Linked DNA regions of Mus musculus: regions 2 and 3 are each linked to region 1. Evidence: chromatin loops called from intact Hi-C (ENCODE). Cell type or tissue: heart. All regions are shown on one strand. Each heading gives the region's core, and the rest is flanking DNA. Links, peaks and the distances in the headings are about the cores only. Region 1 holds the start of Spidr (scaffolding protein involved in DNA repair). Region 2 overlaps Prkdc (protein kinase, DNA activated, catalytic polypeptide). Region 3 holds the start of Dnm1l (dynamin 1-like).

Region 1 (5,470 bases), core at 179-5,178:
CAACTATTTCCTTCTATAGAAAATACATAGTCTCTTTCCCAATCAACAGATAAGGTTGGGAGTTTTGTGGTCCTTTTTAGGTAGGTCTGCGCCTCTCAGCCTGGAATTGGCTGTAGAGGATTCATTGATCATAATTGTGCTTGCCAAAAAGACATTTGGGATCCCAGCTCTCAGGAAGGAATTATGGCAGGAGAGAACAGACTAGAGAAAATTATATCAATATTAATATATAAAAGAAATCAATAAGCAGAGAATGGCAAGAAGCCACCCCCAACCTGGTATTCATTCAACAAATGGAATATATTCATTGAAAGCCCAAACTTGTATGAATATTGTACATAACCCATAAAAAGTGATAGGCCTCTGACCCAGTGTATCTGGAACACACTTGTTTGTTTGTTTGTTTGTAGCTCACTCTCATTCTTGGGAGTGTTTCAAATTTTTACATAGACTATATCTGTATTTCTAATCACAGAGCCATGGTCCAATTCATTGCAGTAGGACACAAGAACCTATATACTTCAGCAGGCATTCCTGGAACACTCCAGTAGACCTCACATCTATATCTATAAAAGTTTGGATAGAAATATTCAGGGAAGGTGAGAGTTATAAGAGGAAGTGACAAGCTAGCATTGTATTAGTGCTGCAGAAGGACTACAAACCAATAGCAAAACCACATATTCTAGAAAGACTAAGAAAACTATTCCAAGAGAAAACTAAACTTGGTGTTTCCTTTCACGTAGCCTAAGACAGCCTTGAATTCACTACTTTTGGGAATTTGGGAAAATTGTAATTCTCTAAAATATCAGCCCATGGGAAAAGAAGGGCAGGATTTTTTTTTTTTTTTGCAACTCGGACTTTAAAAACAAACAAACAACAACAAAACAAATATTATTTTGCCATGTGCGGTAGTGCACAGCAGTAATCTCAGCACTCAGGAGGCAGAGACAGGAAAATCTCTGAGTTGAGGCTAGCCTGGTCTACACTGTAAGTTCTAGGATAGTCAGGGCTAAGTAGTGAGAGACCCTGTCTCAACAAACACAAACAAACAAGCTAACCAGTGGAAGAAACAAACAGAAACCCAAAGCAGACAGAAAACCCCACTGTCTTGTGTTACGTCAGTAAGCCAGTCATTTTGTCCTTTTTTCTCCTATGCTGTAGTCCCCCTTTGCAGAATGGCATATCAAAAACTGCTCCACTTGCAGTAGTATTTTTAATTCATTAAGGGCCTTGTTTCCCACTCTGCCTATCTTTCAGTTAGAGAATAAAGTCACCACCCAGGCTCTAAGCTCCTCTTCTGTACACATCTGTAAATACAACTTTCTGAGAATCCTTTCCATTGTCCACTCCAAGTTTTCAACAATATAGTTTATTTAATATTTTCTTCAATATATATCTTTATAGAATATGCCTCCGCTAATCTAGTTTCTACTTAAGTCCCATGCAAACACATTCTTGACAAGGACTTATTTAGTGTTTTTTTCGACACTAGAAACCCTGTTAATCCAGTTTCCACTCAAGTAGCAGCTCTCTGTCCTGCTGGTTTGAACATACATAGACAACTATGTCCTAGCGCTTTAAAACATCCAAGGAACGGCTTCATCTTCCACATTAAAATGTTCCCTGAACCAGCATCTAGAAATTTAAGAATGTAAGCTCTCTGGCTTTTCCCAGATCTATAGTATGTGAAACCTACTTTATAACAAATCCAACTAGTGTTCCTATAGTTTTTTTTTTTAAATAGGAAATCTTTGCTCTTGATATTTATGAATTTTATATTTAAGAATTCCTCATTAGTTAGAGAAGTACTATTCCTTTTCCTGGCTTACTTATGTTTTATTACTAATTAACAATAATTATTGAATTCTAGTTTACGGCTGCCAAGCCAACGACCACCATATCCCAGAACTCACTTGGCTCACCTCCCACCCTTACTTGTGTTACATCATTTTCCATATAAATAAGGAGAACACCCCCTCCTCGCTCTCTTCTCTTCTCTCTCTGCCACTCCCTTATCTCTCCCTCTCAATAAAACCTCTTCACGTTGAACTGCCTGGGCCTAGTGTGCTTCTTGGTGACCCGCTATTCTAACACATCACTGGTTACTGCTCTAAGGCTTTGCTTAGCTAGGAGAGAGGATGACCTGTAGATCAGCTCTCAGGCTCCCTAAAGAGCGAGAGGAAGAGCCTAGACAGCAGCTCCCTCAGTTTGAGCCCGTGGAACTTGAGACGACGGCTTTCGCAAGGGGCGGGGCGCGGGAAGGGGCGTCTCCGGAGGAAAGGGGGCGGGGCGCGGGAAGGGGCGTCGCCAGAGGGAAGGGGGCGGGGCGCGTGATGGGCGGCTTCCGGATGGGGCGGCGAGCAGGAAGACTGTGCACGTAGGAGATGTCTGGAGCCCGCCGCCCCGGCACGTCCAAGGTACGCTGTGCTGTTGCTATGAAAGCAGAGGGCGGGCGTGTAACCTCTGTGGGCTTCTCGTGCCTGTCCCTGGTCCGGTGAAGGGAGCTGGTGCGCCCAGTCTGACCGGCACGAGCCCGTTGGTGGCGGTCGGTCTAGGCAGGGTTCCCTCGCTCTGCCTCTGCCCAGGTCTGCTGAATGGTCCTGGGAACCAAGCGGGTGGGTGGCTGACAGGGAGGACGAATTGATTCGGAGTGAGTGTGAGCTGGCGTCTGGCAGTTCATTTGCCTCCGTTTTATTTTGTTGCTTAACACACCAAGACAGTAGTGGGTATTGGAGTATCTCTTCTGTCCCAGGCATCTTTTGCTACACTTTGCTTTCCCGCCTAAACTTTCTGAGAGGCGTGCTTCTCCCGTGTCTCCCGCAGTCCCTGTATACTGTAGGCACTGTTGTAGGAACTGTTACATGGATGAAATTTAAGCGATCCTCTACATTTCTCCGACATTGTGTTTCTCTTGGATCATATTTTGCCTTTTCAAAGTTCCTCACTTACAGATGATTATTTCATAATACTCAAAATTTAGAACAGCAAACGGTGCTTCATTCCCTCACCTGCTCTTCCTTTCACTAAATGCTAAACTCCCTTAACACTACCATTCGTACTTATTTCTCAGATAGCCTTGAAAGATGACACTGTGAACTTTGTAACTTATTTAGAGAGTAAAAGCACGTATAACTTATGATTTAAAAGACTAATTTAAATTTCAGGAAGACTAAAAGATGAAAAAATCAAGGAATTAAAACATTTCTACATCTAACATAAATTAGTTCTTGCAGCCCTCGATACCCTTGCTAACTGTATACATTTATTTAAGCGTCCCTAAAGTCCTGATTCACTCTTATAGCTGCTCATTCACTTCTCCTAACTGCCCAGCTCCAAATTTTGACTTTGTGCCTATTCTCAACAACTTTTTTTTTTTTTTTTTTTTCGAGACAAGGTTTCTCTGTGTAGACCAGGCTGGCCTTGAACTCAGAAATCCTCCTGCCTCTGCCTCCCGAGTTCTGGGATTAAAGGCGTGCGCCACCACGCCCGGCTTCTTTTCTTTTCTTTTCTTTTCTTTTCTTTTCTTTTCTTTTCTTTTCTTTTCTTTTCTTTTCTTTTCTTTTCTTTTCTTTCTTTCTTTCTTCTTCTTCTTCTTCTTCTTCTTCTTTTTTTTTTTTTTTTTTTTTTTGGTTTTTTGAGACAGGGTTTCTCTGTATAGCCCTGGCTGACCTGGAACTCACTTTGTAGACCAGGCTGGCCTAGAACTCAAAAATCCGCCTGCCTCTGCCTCCCAAGTGCTGGGATTAAAGGCATGCGCCACCATGCCCGGCGCCTTTTCACAACTTTAAGAGTTTGCCCTGGACTGCGATTTTTAGCTGTCACTACAGCATAAAGAAATTACAGTGTGTTATGAAACCATTTGTTTAGCTTATCAGGGCCCTAGCAATTTTTCCTAACTTAGAAATCTGTTGTTTTTGTTATTTCTTTCTGCCCTCTTCATTTTATTAGTTTCCAATAGCTTTTCTTTTCAGTAGTTGTGTTACTTAACTGTTATGTAAAGATTGTCTCAAAAGTGAAGCAGCTTTCCACAAGTATTGCTATCAGGATTCTGACTGTAGTTTAAGCTTATGGTTGTAGCTTCTCCCAAGACTTCTCCAGAGAAGTCTTCTCCCAAATTCACTGAGGTAGGGGCCAGGGTGGTGGTGGTTGTGGTAAGTTTCAGTTTGTTAGTTCCATAGGATGGCTCACAACTTTGTCAACAGCAAATGAGACAGGATCTCATGTCACACAGGCCGACTCTGAATTACTCATCTTTGATCTACATTTCAATTTCTAGGATTACAAGTAGCATATGCCACCACACCTGACTTTCATTTAATTAATTAACTGGTTGGCTAATTAATTTGCTTTTGGTGGAGGGAGCAGGGCTTATGGCAGGTTATGTATACTTAGTGTTTTAACTACATCGTTATGCCTTGGAATAGTTTCTTTACTGGACTTGTGTTTCATGCTCTGTTCGTTTCTTTTGTCTGAGTGTGTTTTTCCTTAGTTTGGAGAAGATCTTGTGGTCTATGGCATTCACCTGGGATTCTTCTTCCGCATCTATTACAATTATTTGAAAGCTTGATCTTTTCATTGTATCCCAGATTTCTTGGTGTATTCCTTTCCTGTGAGTTAAAAAATTCATACTCTTTGCTTTTTGGGGGGTTTAGAGTCCCTACTTTGTCTTCCAGTCCCGATCTTCTGTCCTCTGTTTGATTCATTTCTACTTGTTAGGCTTTCCTTTGAGTTTTCCAGTTATGTTATTGAAATTTCAGTTTATCTTCACTTCAGTTTGAGGGACCTACAATGTTTTTGTGTCCTTATTGAATCCAGTTTTCTTTCTGGTTCTGGCATTTAATTACTGAGTATTGAGTATTATAACTATGTTTTGCCTTGTACTGAAATGCCAGCTATTGGTAGTTTCCCCTTTTTGGACTCCTTCCAGATATCCCCTACCTCTTTGCTCTTTCCCAGAACCACTCCCTCTTCATTTCATCTTCAGAAAGGAGCAGGCCTCCAAGAGGTAACAGTCAAACAGGACAAGACAGGATTAAAAAAGACAAGATGAAAGCCCTCGTATAGAGGCTGGACAAGGAAACAATAGGAAGAAAAGAGTTCCAAGCATAGGCAAAAGAGTCAGAGACACACCTGCTCCCATTGTTAGGAGTCCCACAAACCCATGAAGCTAACAGCCATAACATATATGCAGAGAACCTGCTGCAGACCCATGAAGGCCCCATGCTTGCTGTTTCAGTCTCTGTGAGTTTATGTGAATCTTACTTAGTTGGGTCATGTTCTCCTGGTGTCCTCTGTCCCCTCTGACTTCCACAATCTTTCCTCTCCCTTTTCTACTGGGTTCCCAGATCTCCTATGGGAGGGACCCGATGGAGACCTCCAATTTAGACTCTTTCTGAATAATGTCTGGTCCTGGGTCTCTGCACCCGCTTACATCTGCTGCCAGAGGAAGCCTCGCTGAGAATGACTGGTA
Region 2 (5,000 bases), core at 1-5,000, 310 kb after region 1:
ATTACAGGTTTGTATCACCACACTGGGTTTTAAGGAAAATTATTTTAGAGATTTGTGTCTGTGCTTGTGAGTGCCTCCAGGGTCCAGAAGAGGACATCAGATCTTTAGGAGTTGGAATTACAAGTGGTTATAAGGTTTGTAAAATGAGAACTAGAACTCTAGCCCTCTGAAAGAGCAATGCTCTTAACTACGGAGCTGTCTCTCTATCACCCCTTGGCCCCACACCGTGCCTTTAAAAAACTCATAAACTTATTTTAGGCATGAATCTATTCTCAAATAATATGACTTGAAGATTTCTGTCAATATGTGGACTGCCCTTTTTTTTAAAAAAAGATTTATTTATGTATATGAGTACACTGTAGCTGTACAGATGGTTGTGAGCCTTCACGTGGTTGTGGGAATTGAATTTAGGACCTCTGTTCAATCTGGTCAACCTGCTCACTCTGGTCAGCCCACTCACAATGGCCCAAGGATTTATTTATTATTATACATACGTACACTGTCCAGACACACCAGAAGAGGGCATCAGATCTCACTATGGGTAGTTGTGAGCCACCATGCCATGTGGTTGCTGGGATTTGAACTCAGACCTTTTGGAAGAGCAGTCAGTGCTCTTATCCGCTGAGCCATGTTGCCAGCCCTGCCCCGCTTTTTTTATTTTTAAAGAGATGACTCTTTGTATGTGTATGGATGTTTTACCTGCACATTATGTACACTGCATGATGCCTATGTCTGAGGAGGACAGAAGGGGCTTCAGGTTCCCTAGAACCGGAGGTACAGATGATTGGAGGTGGAAGAACCAAACCAGGCTCTTTCAAAGACCAACAATGCTCTTTAATGGCAAGCCATCTCTCTAGCCCTACTTCTTAAAATTTTTTTTAAATTTATTTGCTTGTTCATGCACATGTATGCTCTAGAAAAGCAACAAGCACTCTTATTGCTAAGTCATTTCTGCAACCCTAATTTTAAAACAAAATCTAGCTCTGGGAATTGAAGCCAGGCCTTGTGCTTTTAGATTAGCTCAGGAACCCTCACTTACTGTCCCAGTCCTCCTCTGTTCTTGCCTACACCCTGTAAAGCACAGCTGGGAATTCTCAAGTCCAGCTTGTGTGTCTTGGTCTTCCTCGTGCTTCTGGGGTCATGCCTAGCAATGTTATGTCACAGCCAAGTGCCATCATGAAGATCAACTTAATGTTTTACATTTAAGTCTGATAGACTTTGAATTGATTTCTGCAGCTCATTCTCTTACTAGCACCAGTCACTGTATAGATCTGACACTATTGTGAAAAATCAAGTCAATTACAGAGTACATCTTACTACTGCTCAGAACTGAAGTCTAAGGTTTTTACTTCCTAGGAATAATACCTCCACATTTCTGTTTACTTTAGATTTCAATTTTTAAAAACTTCAAGCAAACCTAAAGGTCAATGCAGCTCAGGTTCCTACCTGAGAAGCCCACGTTGTGTTTTCACTATGAGATAGTAGTCAAATGCCTGACACTAGTGTTCATCAGGATCAAGTGGGCCAAATGCCCTATAAAGTACAAAGGCAAATATGAGTTCCAAGCCTCATATGCATAACAATATTATGGCATGACCTTAGTTCTCCTATTGGTGCTGACTGTACAGAAGCACAAAACAGACAAGGGTGTGAGCCCAGTCCTTGCAGGCTGGGCTTGGAGGGGTAAAGCCGCCCTAAGAGTCACTTTCTCCATCTACACAGTGAAGTGCCATACTGCTCAGAAGTGTGTGAAGTGCTTTGCACTTTTGAACACACACTGATTCTGCATTCACAAGTCTTACCAAGTTATAACAGCTGGGTTGGCCCCTGCTAACTTTCTCTTAGCATAGCGTATTTTATGTTGTGGATACCAATTCTTTTCCGTTACATTTATTTCTTGAATCCATGATCCTCCTTTTCTCAGCATTGTCTGCTCAAAACTCTAAGGGAAAAAACACATTTTTTTCTACTTATTATAATAGCATATACAAATTACATTAAAAAACATTAAACCAAGTAATGACCCTAAAACAAAGATCTATAACTGGAACAGCTCTCTAGCTTTCTAGTCAGACACTGACATGGCACATATCACCATGATCATGCGATGCAGAGAGGTGAGAAGAAGTCCACATAAAAAGATGAGCTTAATGCTTTCGGGGATAGTCTGGATAATTGAGTCAAACAGCATTATCTGTTCTTAGATAAGGAAATTAAGGAAAAATTCACATGGAATGATTTTTAAATCAAAGGTTGTTGTTGGCTGGAGAGATGGTTCAAGGATTAAGAGCACTTGATGTTCTTACAGAGGACCAACCAGCATTCAGGTCCCAGAAACATTGGTTACATCTTCTGTAATTCTAATTCAGGTGCTCCCTCTTCTGGACTTTGTGGGCACTGCATGCATATGATGCACTTACATACCTGCAGGCAAAACACTCATAAAAACTAAACATTTCTTTTCAAAAGTTGTAGGTTCGGAGGAGGATTGTTATAATTTTAGAAATCAAGAGGTTGAGACGAGATTCTTTTGAGTTCGAGGACAGCCTTGGCTATGTGGAAAGTTCTAGGCTAGCCCAGGCTAGAGTAAGACCCTGTTTATAATTAAAACAACAATCAGAGCAACAAATTGTGTATGAAAACAGAATTCGTACTTAATGTTACTAATGGGTCGATACTGTCACCTCCAGTTAGGCGCAAACTAAACATAGTAGTATGTTTCCTCCAAATAAATGTTTTGCTTTTTATATGATTTTTTTTTAGGTTAGTTTTGAGAAATGTAGCACAAAATAATATAAACATTTCAGTAAATACAATGATGTATTTTCACAATCCAAAGGAGACATGAGCATGTCTGTCCAAAACCAAAATGTACCTTCCAATCAAAGGAGGGTTCCTTCACAAAAATTTCCATGGTGTCAGTGAGCAGACCTGCACAAGAGCGGAAAGCCCTCAGTGCATGCACCATGACCGTGCACATGAGACCCGTTTCTTTCATTGGCAACATGAGACTGACAAATTGGCGGGTTAGACGAAAAGGCATCAACTCAGGGACTGGAAGAAACTAAATAAGAGAAAAAAGTATATCTAAGTACATGTACTGGATAGTTTTATGTCAACTTGACAGAAAGTTAAAGTCATCAGAAAGGAGGGAATCTCAATTGAGAAAATATCTCTATAAGATGGGGCAAACCTGTACAATATTTTCTTAAATTAGTGATTGATGGGGGAGGTCCCAGCACATTATGGGTGGTGCCATCCCTAGGCTGTTGGTTCTGGGCTGAGCAAGCCATGTAAAACAAGCCAGTAAGTAGTACCCCTCCATTGCCTCTGCATCAGCTTCTGCCTCCAGTTTCCTGCCCTGTTTGAGTTACTATCTTGATTGCCTTTAGTGATGGGCTATGATGTGGAAGTGTAAGCCAAAGAAACCCTTTCCTCCCCTTATGATAGTGGTGCTGACGATGACATATACGGACCAGAGCTCTCAAGAGAACAGGCACAATGCACATAAAGCACCGCCCTAGGGGGTCCTTTCCTTTTAGTGACGGTACAAACGGTATCTTCTTTCCTTCTTTCCTTCCTTCCTTCCTTCCTTCCTTCCTTCCTTCCTTCCTTCCTTTTCCTTCCTTCCTTCCTTCCTTCCTTCCTTCCTTCCTTCCTTCCTTCCTTCCTTCCTTCCTTCCTTCCTTTCATGTTTATTCTGTCCCAACGGGGGCTGGTTCTCTCCTTCTACCATAATGTGGGTTCTATGCACTGACCTTAGGACACCAGGCTTGCTGGCATGCACATTTACCCACTGAGCCATCGCACTGGTCCTGTTTTTTAAGCTAGGGTCTAACACTAAAGGCCACGCTTGCCTTGAATTTGCAATCATTTTCCTGTCCCAGCCTCCCTTGTGTTGAGGTTATAAGCATAAACCTAGGTACTTCACATTTCTAAAAATCAGCTAGAGAATCCCTATACCCAAGAATAATCAATTCAGATTGTGTTACCCTCTCAAAGCATAAACTTCTATGGAGTAACCCAGAGCCTGGGAGACTCAGAAGCTCAACAGAAACAACTTAAATGACATTTTATATAAGACACTCTAGTTATACGTGTTTGTAACAACATAATATCTTTTTCTTCTTAGCTCTGATTACATATCACTGTGTTTCCCATGACTTACAGGTCATGTAGGAGCCTAAAATGAGGGCGAGATTATTTGTTTCTTCCAAAAGTGTCAGGTTTCATAACAATGCCAAAGTCAACTTAACTTCCTTTAATTAATTTCTGGAGGTGTTAATGCCACATGGTTGTCAACTTCCTCTGGAATCAACTAAAATCCACGCTTCTGGGTGCACCTGTGAGGGTTTCCTTGATTGGCTCATTTGCGGTGGGAAGACTCTTATACTACATCTGGGCCACACCTGATGGCAGCCTGTATAGAGGGCCCTAGGTCTTGCTAGCAAGTTCATCTATCCTGTTGCCCAGGCATTTCTCTGCTGCTATTATAATCTATAATATAATCTTCTTTGGGATTCCAACACAAACTGAAGACTAGCAGCTCTCTAGGAATCTTCCAGGACTCTAGCACCTGACTGGAACTGCTGAGACATCCTGGACTGAACAAGTACTGGCTTGTTGCCCTTTCTGTCAGAAGATAGCCATGGTTAGACTAGCTGAACCATGGTCTAAAGCCACTCTAATAAATCCCATGTATATGTTCATTATATCAGTTCTGCTCCTTTAGAGAATCCTGGCTAGTGCATATTCCAATTCTAAGTCAGGAGTGAGAGTTAAGCACAACACACCTGAGTAGCTGATCCAAACGCATGTCCAAAGTCAATTCCAATCACACTGCCTGTCTCCATGGCCACCATGAAATTGTTCAGGTGTCTGTCTCCAATCCCGAGGAGCCAGTGGCTGATGCACAGCAGTGCATGGGAGCTGGCAAAGTGGGAACGCAGTGCCAGGAAGGCCTCAGGGCTGGTGCTCATCTTTACAAAGGCCCGCCTAGG
Region 3 (5,470 bases), core at 198-5,197, 210 kb before region 1:
TTTTATATTTCCCAGGCTTTTGGGCAAGAAAATACATTAATGATCATACCTAGTCTTCAACCCTGTATGCTACAGAACTGAGCTGCCAGGCAAGGTGTGCCAGGTCATACAATAATTGCGCAACTATTAGAACATAAGTAATGTCTTTCTGATTGAATATTCTACAGGAGAACATTTTATGCCTTATATTCTAATCCTATTAAGAATCTATGGCTTAGAAAGTAATAGTTGTTTTACTAAATGGTCATATTGTCAAATTTCCTTCTACATACTTAAGTTAACAGCCATAAATGTTGGCTGCTTTTAATCGTGCCCAGAGAAGCTTTTTGCAGCAGGCAGCAGGCAATACAAAGACTAAAACTGGCCAGAGTGTTGGGAATAAAAACTAAGCATTGAGCTGCAAAAGGAGCATTTTATCACCCCCACCACCTTGGACACACACACACATTTACACATATGTAAACATATATGCATACATGCACATATACACTCACACACAAACTCACATCCCTCACTAAGGCTCAGAAAACACCTCTGAAGAAGAAACTCCCTTGGAGAAACCTTTTTTTTTTTTTTTTTTTTTTTTTTGTGAGCAGTTATCAATTGGAGATAGTACCTGCACCTGAGTTAGGAATGGGGGCCTGTGTCTACTTTCAGATTATCTTTGTGTGTGTGTGTGTGTGTGTGTGTGTGTGTGTGTGTGTGTGTGTGTGTGTGTAATAATATTTAGGCCTCATCCCTTCCTGTTTCTTTCCTCTTATGTCTGATTGCTCTGGGCAATCCTGGCAGTAATGTACTGGTAGACTTTCTTAAGCACTGCCTGTGGGATTATTTTTTCTCTTACAAAAAGCTACATGATAATATATAAGACTATATGTGTTCTGTTACCAGAGAAAAGATAATTTGAGTAGGAACATATACCATACCAATCTATGACATGTTGGCTTTGGTAATATGTATGTATATCAATTTTACCAAACTAGCTCTTAGCACACAGTAAAAGACAAAGGAAAATCAAGTATAAATGCATCATTTTTCCTAGGGTACTTTATTTATCTCTGGCTAGGCTGGAGCTCACTATGGAGACAATAGAGCTGACTCTTGCCTCTGCCTTCTCAGTCTGAGGTTACATATATGCTGCTGCACTTGGTTTTGGATTCTGAAATCTTTGTTTTTAAAAGACAAAAGGGAAGGTCACAACATTTGCCAAGATGTCCAAAAATCACTTCTGGATCTTCAGAGTCTTTCATTTATGTGTTTTTCAAAACTTATTAACCAGCCACCATCTGTGTTCTGAACAGTAAAGCCTGTCTCCTATGGCATATGTTGCAGGTGAATGGTAAGTAACCCCTCCAGTTATACAATCCACAACTTTGTGACTATGAGTGCTCATGGCTATCATGAATAGATAGCAACAAGTTTTGCTTGGCTTTTCACTCCTCTCAGGCTGGGGAGTTTGTGGCTCTGAGTTACTGTTTTATTTATGTTTAACAGTCTTAAAATCCAGTATATTGTGATTATTTTGGTACCCTCATTACCCTCTGATATTCCCCCTTCCTTTCTAGGACTCCTTCTTCCCACCTATTAGTCCTAGTGGGTATACTAATAGAAAAAGCTAATCCCCAACTCCAGCAAACATTCACAGTTACTGCTCCTTTAGAAAGAATGGAGCTTCATGGGCACCTCCTGTTTCTATGATAGATAGCTGGAGGGCCCAATCTTGTGCAGGTATATAGTGCTATGTATTCAGGCTACAACTACAGCTTTGTAAGTAGATGACAGCTGCTCAATCCTTGGTTTCTTATATTCTTTCTGCCTTCATTTCTGCATTGTACCTTAAGTCGTAGTTGGTGTGTGTGATACGAATGTCTAGTTCTAAGGGCTTATCATTCACTCTCAGAACTTTGACCAGATAAACTCTCTTGGTGGGTAGGCTGGAGCGGTAGAAATGTCTGGAGACATTCTTTTAAGTTTTCCTATAGTTTCCTTGATTGCTCTTCATAAAGTAGTACTTCTCATAAGGAAATGACATTGGTTAATTAATAGACTCTATCCCTATTTTGGAAGGGGGGGGGGGTTCGAGACAGGGTTTCTCTGTGTAGCCCTGGCTGTCCTGGAACTCATTCTGTAGACCAGGCTAGCCTCGAACTCAGAAATTCGCCTGCCTCTGCCTCCCAAGTGCTGGGATAAAGGCATGCGCCATCACTGCCCGGCGACTCTATCCCTTCTTATAAACACAGGATTTCACTATGTAGTACAGACCTTGTTAACCTTTTGTCTAAGTCTTCCATGGTTGTCCATAAAATTGGTGTGTCCCAACTCCTGGAGGCATACTCATACATAACACTCTAACAATCATTATTCATCTAGCTGTTAGCTAGCATTTTGACTATAGTAGACTCAGATTCACGGTCTCAGCTTCCTTACCCGCCCAGTTCAGGTCGATACCTGAAACCTTCTAGAATAGGCCTTCGCGTTCCACTCAGCCTGAACTACATCTCCCGGCAGCCTTTGCGCGCCCACCTCTGTCGTGGCGCGTGGCCTGCCGGGAGCGGGCTGGGTGCTGGCCCGGCCCAATGGGTGCGGGCTCCCGAGGAAAGGGCGGAGGAGAAGAGGAAGCAAGCGGGCTGTGGGTCGAGTCCCCATTCATTGCAGTGGCCTGCTGGGTTGGGGGTCCAGTGTTTCGGGGGTCATGGAGGCGCTGATCCCGGTCATCAATAAGCTGCAGGACGTCTTCAACACAGTGGGTGCGGACATCATCCAGCTGCCTCAGATCGTCGTAGTGGGAACGCAGGTAAGATGAGGCCGCGATTGCGAGGCCTGGCTCGGCCGCAGGCCTGCAGGTGTCGCCAGGAGGAGGCCGGCAGCTCGGCGCTCCGCTCTGCTCCCGGGCGCTCAGCGGGACTGAGTGGCCCTGCAGCCTACAGCCCGGCGCGGCTTGGCCCAAGGGCACTCGGGGGACGCGCGGGCGGGCGTGTGGGCGGCTGTCGCTTCCTTCCGGCCGCTGAGGACGCGACGGACTCAGGAGTTGCTGTGAGCAGACAGGCAGCAAGCTAGTGGTGAGTCGGTGGCCCACGGAGCTATTACAAAGTAAAAATAAGATTAAAAGAAAATCCCGGGTGTAGTTGGAGGCCTAAAGTTAGGAAGGAGCACCATGACTTTGGTGTTTGTAATTTTGTTACTGTGACCCAAATTTGGTATAAGGTTCTCAGGCCTTATGTGGGGTATTGGCGATAAGTCCAAATTTTGTATGAAAGAATGTTGAATAGATATCTAGAATAGCAGAGATATGTGAGTTTCATTTTTTAAAAAAATGCCTGCTTTGAACTGAAGAGGAGCAACAGAACTTTAGGGGAGGAGGGCGTTTTTTGTTGGTTTTGTTTGTTTTAATGTTTGTGAGTACGCCGTCGCTGTCTTCAGACACACCAAAAGAGGGCATCAGATCCCATTATGGATGGTTGTGAGCCACCATGCCACCATGTGGTTGCTGGGAATTGACTTCTGGAAGACCATTCAGTGCCTCTATCCTCCTGGGGAGAATTGTTTTGTTTTGTTTTTGTTTTTGTTTTTTTTTGGGGGGGGGGCGTCGAGACAGGGTTTCTCTGTATAGCCCTGGCTGTCCTGGAACTCACTTTGGCCAGGCTGGCCTCGAACTCAGAAATCCGCCTGCCTCAACCTCCCGAGTGCAGGGATTAAAGGCGTGTGCCACTACACCTGGCGAGAATTGTTTTTGAGATGAGCCCTACTCTGTACTTCAAGCTGGCTAAGAATTTACCTTGTTACCTGAATTGGCTGAAACTCATAGCACTCCCCCTGCTTCAGCTCCCTTGACTGAAAAACTACCATGCCCAGAATTTTTTTTTTTTTTAATTTTTATGATGTGAGTGTTTTCCCTGGTGCTGGTTAGAAGAAAGTATATGATCCCCGAAACTGGAGTTACAAATGATTGTGAGATGCCATGTGGGTGCTGGAAACCAGGTCCTCTAAAAGAGCAGCCTTTGCTCTTAACCTCCAAGCCATCTCCCCAGCCCCTTTATAAACATACTTTTAGGTGCTCCCATTTGTTAATATTCTTTTCTTCTGAGGTGATGGGTGATTTCTCTGTTTTCCATGGGTTGTATGGCTACATCTTAACTACAGAAAGTGTATAAATATTATAAGAAGAAATAAATTAGAGGATATCCATATACTTCAAACCATCCTGTAGTTTATTATTATTATTGGCCTTTAAATATTTAAAGCAGTAGGAATTATTTTGGGGCCATTTGCTGGGTTGGCATAGATAGTTTTCGGACAGTCATGTCTGCATAATCCAGCATTAACACTTGATGTTGGCTGTGCCCGAAGACCAAATTATCAAGTGTACTATTTGGTTTTTTGTTTGTTTTGGTATTTTGTTCCTGCGATCTTATAGAAGATTTTCAGTGATGCATATTATTCATTGTAACGAGATATTTAGTTTTTAAGTTAATTTTTACTTTATGAATATTTGCCTGTGTTTATGTATATGTATATGTATCAAATGCCTGTTAATTCCTTTGGAAGCCAGAAGAAGGCAACTGATCTTCTGGAACTTGCCATACAAATGGTTGTGAACTGCCATGAACATGCTGGGAACTGAACTTAGGTCCTTTGCAAGAGCAACAAGTTCTCTTAACTGCTGAAGTATCTCTTCATTGGGACTTTTATAATAAGAACTATTTTTTGTAAATAAAATGAGAAAAGATGACTTAGTTAATTTTCTTTCATAACAATCAAGAATTGTGATCTAGCTTTAGAGCAGAAACCTTATACTCTTAAGAGATTTCCAAGTACATTTTAACCAGTAAAAGAATCAGGGATATAGTGAATCAGATTAAAGAGATTAAAATCAAGATGGGCTTTCTTACACACAACAGTGTTAGCCAGTAGAGGAGTAATGGAGGGAAGAAGGAAGGCCTTTGAAACTCAGCTTTGATGATCTTACTATCTAAAATTTAATTTAATTCACTTAAATCAACATTTCTTAGCCATTTTGACTTATTCTTTTGAGAACAGAAGAATAGATTCTTTTGAGAAACTATTGTCCATTATTTGAATGAGTTTTTTTGACCCTTGAGGTTTTTTTTTTTTTTTTTTCAGTTCTTTATATCTTCTGTATATTAAGTTTCCCTCAGCAATATAGCTGGCAAGATTCTCTCCCATCCTATGAATTTTCTCTTCAGTTGTTCTACAGAAGCTTTTTAGTTTTATGAGGTCCCACTTGCTAGTTTTAATTCTTAGACAAATGGAATCCTATTCAGAAACTCATTTTCTCTACCTATATCCTGTAAGGAACTGCCCACGTTTTCTTCTAGCAGTCTCAGGGTTTCAGATTTTACATTTAGGTCTTTGATCCATTTGCAGTTAGATTTTTGTGCAAGGTGATAGACAGATATGATCCTCATTTTGTTTTTCTACATGTGGACTTCCAGTTTTCTTAGCACTATTT

Evidence for each region. A loop is a pair of places that touch in the nucleus more often than their neighbours do. Peaks named below come from ENCODE experiments on the same cell type or tissue, not always from the same donor. Only the 100,000 strongest peaks of a DNase experiment are listed, where the experiment ranks them.
Region 2: a loop joins it to region 1, with 5 times the contacts of the local background. A loop is called at or near these places in 5 of 42 quality-filtered maps.
Region 3: it touches region 1 in a loop (7-fold over the local background); 2 of 42 quality-filtered maps call a loop at or near these places.

What each region holds. Positions count from the first base shown.
Region 1 is chr16:16,143,692-16,149,161 of GRCm38, reverse strand. Spidr (scaffolding protein involved in DNA repair) reads left to right here and starts at 2,311. Exons shown (of 20, transcript NM_146068.4): 1 at 2,311-2,417. The coding sequence starts at 2,385. In heart, for the core only: no CTCF peak of the experiment used is centred there; a DNase peak (open chromatin) is centred at 2,381; H3K4me3 peaks cover 1,449 bases; H3K27ac peaks cover 1,293 bases.
Region 2 is chr16:15,836,027-15,841,026 of GRCm38, reverse strand. Prkdc (protein kinase, DNA activated, catalytic polypeptide) reads right to left here. Exons shown (of 86, transcript NM_011159.2): 83 at 4,794-4,995; 84 at 2,876-3,064; 85 at 1,803-1,942. Among named protein-coding and RNA genes, the nearest start is that of Mzt2, 25 kb to the left of the region's middle. In heart, for the core only: a CTCF peak has its summit at 2,385 (motif pointing left); no DNase peak of the experiment used is centred there.
Region 3 is chr16:16,356,088-16,361,557 of GRCm38, reverse strand. Dnm1l (dynamin 1-like) reads left to right here and starts at 2,527. Exons shown (of 21, transcript NM_001360008.1): 1 at 2,527-2,794. The coding sequence starts at 2,693. In heart, for the core only: a CTCF peak has its summit at 2,876 (motif pointing right); a DNase peak (open chromatin) is centred at 2,587; H3K4me3 peaks cover 2,054 bases; H3K27ac peaks cover 1,634 bases.